Linked DNA regions of Homo sapiens: region 1 is linked to region 2. A link is an interaction called in ENCODE POLR2A ChIA-PET data of the cell type or tissue named here. Cell type or tissue: CD4-positive, alpha-beta T cell. All regions are shown on one strand. Links, peaks and the distances in the headings refer to the core of each region. The heading gives the core; the rest is flanking DNA. Region 1 overlaps UBR2 (ubiquitin protein ligase E3 component n-recognin 2). Region 2 overlaps GUCA1ANB-GUCA1A (GUCA1ANB-GUCA1A readthrough).

Evidence for each region. Peaks named below come from ENCODE experiments on the same cell type or tissue, not always from the same donor. Only the 100,000 strongest peaks of a DNase experiment are listed, where the experiment ranks them.
Region 1: POLR2A ChIA-PET joins it to region 2 with 7 read pairs; 2 of 35 experiments call an interaction of 5 or more read pairs at or near these places.

The regions. Positions count from the first base shown.
Region 1 is chr6:42,611,453-42,614,364 of GRCh38, reverse strand. UBR2 (ubiquitin protein ligase E3 component n-recognin 2) reads right to left here. Exons shown (of 47, transcript NM_001363705.2): 8 at 2,074-2,194. Among named protein-coding and RNA genes, the nearest start is that of UBR2, 49 kb to the right of the region's middle. In CD4-positive, alpha-beta T cell, for the core only: no CTCF peak of the experiment used is centred there; no DNase peak of the experiment used is centred there.
Region 2 is chr6:42,176,834-42,179,745 of GRCh38, reverse strand. GUCA1ANB-GUCA1A (GUCA1ANB-GUCA1A readthrough) reads right to left here. Exons shown (of 5, transcript NM_001319062.2): 3 at 1,317-1,466; 4 at 851-944; 5 at 1-503. The coding sequence ends at 343. It overlaps GUCA1A (guanylate cyclase activator 1A), which reads right to left. Exons shown (of 4, transcript NM_001384910.1): 2 at 1,317-1,466; 3 at 851-944; 4 at 1-503. The coding sequence ends at 343. Among named protein-coding and RNA genes, the nearest start is that of GUCA1A, 4.9 kb to the right of the region's middle. RefSeq lists an enhancer at 12-716. In CD4-positive, alpha-beta T cell, for the core only: no CTCF peak of the experiment used is centred there; a DNase peak (open chromatin) is centred at 1,535; H3K27me3 peaks cover 197 bases.

The sequences.
Region 1 (2,912 bases), core at 105-2,604, 430 kb before region 2:
CATATATACACACATACATACACACATACACATATACACATATATACATACCCATATACGCACATATATGTACATGCATACATATATATGTACGTGTGTGTGTATATATATGTGCGCGCGTGTGTGTGTGTGTGTGTGTGTGTGTGTATATATATATAGTTTTTTTTTTTTTTTTTTTTTTTTTTTTGGAGACAGAGTCTTACTCTGTCACCCAGGCTGCAGTGCGGTGATGTGATCTTGGCTCACTGCAACCTCTGCCTCCTGGGTTCACGCAATTCCTGTGCCTCAGCCTCCCAAGTACCTGGGATTACAGGCATGCACCACCACGCCTGGCTAATTTTTGTATTTTTAGTACAGACGGGGTTTCACACCATGTTGGCCAGGCTGGTCTTGAACTCTTGGGCTCAAGTGACCCACTTGCCTTAGCCTCTCAAAGTGCTGGGATTACCAGCATGAGCCACTGCACCTGGCCCCATACTTCATAATTTAAATCACTGTTTTCATCTTTTTCAAGCATGCAAAATTAAAAAAAAAATGGAATAACTTTCAATTATAAAAGCTGTCAAACAGAAATCCTTTAAAAGGCTAAAGACCTATGTAAGTATTAAATAGCAATATATAAATTATTAATGATTAATATCTCAAAGAAAATTTTCAGCAGGACATTACTTCCATTATACTCTTCAGTAATACTGTAGCACAACACTTGGCATGCAGGTATCCAATGGAAAACACCAAAATAAAGAACATAGGACTAAGAAAAATAACTGTAAAGATATTTATTTTCTTTTAAAAAAAATTTTAGATAGAGATGGGGTCTCCCTATATTACCCAGGCTGGTCTATGAACTCCTGGGCTCGAGGGATCGTCCCACCACAGCCTCCCAGAGTGTTATGACTAGAGGAGTGGGCCACCGTGTCAGCCTGGAAAGATAACTTTTAAATTATCTTTTAAAGTAAACGCGTTCTCTTAATCTTCCACACCTTCATATTTTCAACTCTCAGTTCTGTGTAGTAATGCTCTTTTCTAAAAGCCCTTCAATACAAATGTATTCAAATTTTTCTTTACAGTAAACATCTGAATGTCACTTATCCACAGTGTTGCCTGAAGAATAGCATAACAGCTTATATCTATCCCTGTTTTACCCTTTAGTGTTACACACCAGGCTTGTATTTTTGGTTGCAGATGTGAGGATTCTTAATTCTTACCATTACATAAAGAGAAAAATGACCGAATTTCTAGACTCTGGAATTTTTTTTTTTTTGAAACAGAGTTTCACTCTTTTGCCCAGGCTGGAGCAAAGTGGCGTGATGTTGGCTCACTGCAACCTCTGCTTCCTGGGTTCAAGTGATTCTCCTGCCTCAGCCTCCTGAGTAGCTGGGATTACAGGAACATGCCACCACGCCTGGCTAATTTTTGTATTTTTAGTAGAGATGAGGTTTTGCCATGTTGGTCAGGCTGGTCTTGAACTCCTGACCTCAGGTTATCCACCCACCTTGGCCTCCCAAAGTGCTAGGATTACAGGCATGAGCCATGGCACCTGGCCAAAAATTTTTTAAAAACGCAAATTGGTAACTTCCAATTTACAAATTTTCAGTGTTGCAAATTATTGGTAACCAAAGTTGTTGGAGTCAAATCACATAAATCAACATTAGTGTTTTATCGTTTAAACAGCTAATCACTTAGGTTTTTATTTACAGCAGCATTTTTCCAGCTTACTCAGTAGAAGAGTTCTGCAAAATGCTCCACTAAAAAAAGTTTAAAAAAAAATTGTTTGTGAAATGTACATTGCATTGCATTAGCATATTAATGTCCTTTACAATTGTTTAAACCAATGTTTCCTGAATTTATTTGAATAGAGAATCCTTTGTGTGCATATAAAAAATATCCAGTATGACCAAATTTGTTAAACATAGGTTTTCTTCTATGCATAAAGATATTTTGAAATGGTATTTTAAAATGTAAAATTAAAGCAGGAAATTATTCCAGTTGATAGTTTTCCCAAAACAGTTTTGCAACAGCATATTGAGCTCATTTTTAATAGACAATTGGCATGAACTTTTATGAACCTACCTGAATATCCAATAATACTTCCCAGCCAAGACAAAAGTTTCAAACCAAAATTCTGATGTGCGACAATAGACGAATGCATAACTTGAACTTTGAGTGGCTTTGTCTGTCTACTGGTATTTCTCTTAAAAAGAAATGGCAAGATTTAAAAATTAACTTAAAAAGCTATTCTATTGGCAGAACAAAGTTATTATTTTTACTTAATATAACCACACTATCATCATCATAGGAGACTTTTTCATGGATGTAAGAAAAACACCATTCTCCTTGCCTTACTTGATTCAGATCCTAATTTTCTAGAGGAAATCTTAGGATTCATACAAAAAAATACGAAGGTTCAGCTAGTTTATGAGTAATCTGAATCTTTTTTTTTTTTTTTTCTTTTTTTGAGGTGGAGTCTCGCTCTGTCACCCAGGCTGGAGTGCAGTGGAGCAATCTCGGCTCACCGCAACCTCCACCTCTTGGGTCCAAGTGATTCTTCTGCCCTCAGCCTCCCAAGGAGCTGGGACTACAGACATGCGCCACGACGCCTGGCTAACTGTTGTATTTTTAGTAGAGACAGGGTTTCACTATGTTAGCCAGGCTGGTCTTGAACTCCTGACCTCAAGTGATCCACCTGCCTCAGTCTCCCAAAGCACTGGGATTACAGGTGTGAGCCACTGCGCCTGACCAGTAATCTGAATCTTTAGTCCTATATTTGAAAATCTGCTGTACCAATAATAAATGATTTAAATGTTTTAGCTTGCTTTATGTCTTTAATTTCTCAATATAATTATGTACTTATTTAAATAATTTATTGCATAGATGTGATGTTATCAACTTTTTTTTTTTTTTTGAGATGG
Region 2 (2,912 bases), core at 288-2,787:
CCAGAAGAGCATGGACTGGAGAAGCTCAGTGGGGAAAGCTGGGAAAAGCTGGGAGAGGAGTCAGAAGGGCTAGGGGGTCACCCGACGGCAGAGGGATGTTGAACAGTGCCCCCCAGCAAGGAGTGCTGCCACCAGCTGTCACTCAGAGGGGCCAGGAACCATCCTTCACTGTTCCTGGCTCTGGACTCCCACTTCTGCCTCTCTGCTGCCACCATGGACCCTAAAGAGGCGAGCTAAGCCTCTGAGTTCATTAGATTCTATCTAGGGTTAAGACAAGAACACCACCAACAGGCACCACCATACCACCCCACCCGCTAGTGCAGAAGCAGCCGGGCGGTGCACTCAGCCGGCTGCCTCAGCGGCCTCGTCAGCCCCCTCCTCGTCTTGCTCGCCATTCTGGAGCCTGCGCACGATGCGGGTAAGGTCCAGGCTTCGTGTCAGTGTGTCCAGGAGCATCTGGTCCTTCTGGACGCCCTCTATAAACTCTTCCAGGGAGAGTTCCCCTGGGGTAGAGAGAAAGGGAATCAGGGGGAGGAGGGTGTTCATTTCTGCAGTCCAGAGCACAGAACCGGGTTCTTGCCAGGGGCAGGGACAGAGCCCACGTGAGGAGAAGTCAGAGCCCCTGCTGCGGGTGCAGCAAGCAGAGGAACCCAGAGCCCAGATTCTGGTCCAGGGGCCCCTAAAAGCCAACTTTGTGGCTGGGGCAGAGGCAGGTGGAGGAAGTGACCAGCACGGGGGCCTTTGGGCCTCTCCTCCCTTCCTCACCCTCTCCTTTAGTGACCTTCCACCCCTGGTGACCCCACATCCATGGTGACCCCTCCGCTGGGGAGCCCCTCCTCGGCCCCCTCACCATCCCCGTTGACGTCAATCTTGGAGAACACTGTATCGGTGAACTCCTCTGCAGTCATGGTGGTATCGCTGCAGGGGTTAATGGCGCGAATGGCCTGGGAGGGAAGAAGGGGCAGAAGTGAGAGGGGCCCATCCTTATCCTATCTCAGGGGTAGGATTGGGGACGGTCAGAGCTTGTCCGGCTCCCAAGAGCAGTGAGGAGTAGAGTGCAGGGTACCCGGGGGCCTAGGCAGAGCTGGGACTCAAGAGTCAAACTTCTATCGTCTTTTGGTATTGATGAGGAAACTGAGGCCAAGGAAGGGAAGGAACGTGGCCTGGGTCACGCAGCTGGTGAGGCCTACAGCTGCCACCAGGATCCTCAGTCCCACATCCTGTCTCAATCCTGAGATTGTTGTTCTAACCCTGGGCTCTCAGTTCCGGGTCCCACCCCAGACCGCTGCCCCCAGCCCTGGCCGGGCCCTCTGCACCTGGATGATGGTGAGCAGCTCATCGCGGTCAATGCAGCCGTTGCCATCTACATCATAGAGCTTGAAGTACCAGCGGAGCTTCTGTTCCACCTTCCCCTTGAGGACCAAGCTGAGCGCTGCCACGTACTCCATGAAATCAATGTAGCCGTCCTGGGCGAGGGGCGCGGCCGCCGTGAGCCCATCCGGGCCCCGCTCACTCCAGCCTCAGGCCCCGCCCATCATAACCCAAGGCTCCGCCCATCTCGGCAAGCCCCAAGAGACGCTGAGGGGAGACCCGGACCCTCGGAGATGCAGCGAGGGGGCCAGCCCTGTCTCCGCCGTGACCTATCTGTCTTCCTAGACGCCCTGTATAGCCCACCCTGCCTACTCCAGAGGCTGCCAATCAAATCTAATAAGCCAGCATCCACTGGGGTGTGAATGGCTGGCGCTGTCTGTTCACAGGCATCTGGGTTTTAGCGAGCGCTGCCTGCTTCCCTGTGATTGTCAAGCATGAGCCTTTCCAGTTAGGGGAAATGGGAGACATGTGCGTAGGTGGGAGGAGGAAGAACTGCACCCCCAGGGATGGGAGCGTGGTTTGGGTGAGCTTTTGGGAGTTTCTCACCCTGCTGCCTGAGGGGCTGAGGCCCCCGGAAGGCCTTAAACACTCTGAACCCCACAGTGGGCTCATTCAGTCCCAACCCACCTCCCAGGACTGTCATCAGCACAGAGCCCAGAGAGGCCCCTAGACAGCACAGCTTGAATAAGCAAGAAAACTGCTAAAGAGGTTTCCTCTGGGGGAGGGGACACCAGGTGAGGATACTTTTGCTCTTCATTTTTTATCTTTCTGTATTGCTGGAAATTTCTACAATGAGCTGGATTGCTTTTGCAGGTTTTTTTTTTAATGTCTAAAAAGGGGCAATGGAAAAGGTGTGGATTTTTGTGCCAGAAAGATCTAAATCACCTTGGATAAGTCACATGACCTTGAGTCTCCGTATTCCCAGGTATAAAATGGAATGACAGTGTGCACTTTTCAAGATTGTGGTATGCATTAGATTCAATGAAAATATATAGCAATACTAACTTTTCTTAGTGCTCTCCATGGACTTCCTAGGCTGAGTGCTTTATTCATTTTACTCATTTAATCTCAAGCCACCCCCAAGAGGTGAATATTTTTGTCTCTAGTTTGAATGACAAAGCCAAAGTTGAGAGAGATTAGGCCAAACAGCTAGTGAATGACAAAGCCTCTCCTAAATCATCCTATATCAGTACTCAAATGCAGATGGAGATTTGCATTGATTTGTGTGCACCTGTGTGATTGTCAGACAAACCCAAGCCCAGACAAACATTTGAAGTAAGCAAAGCAAATGGCCTGTCCCCCAGGTTTCACTCCCCAGTCACACTCTGTACTCCCCAGCCCTGCACATCTGGTGCAATACCCAAAGATACAACCATTTTTTAGTGCAAGGGCTGGCACTTGCACTAAAAACTTTTTAGTTTTTATTAGAAAATGGCAAACTTTTTCTGTAAAGAGCCAAAGAGTAAATATGCAGCTTTGCAGCCAAACACCCTCTGTCATTTTACGTGAAAGCAGCCATAGACAATTCTCTACGTAAATAA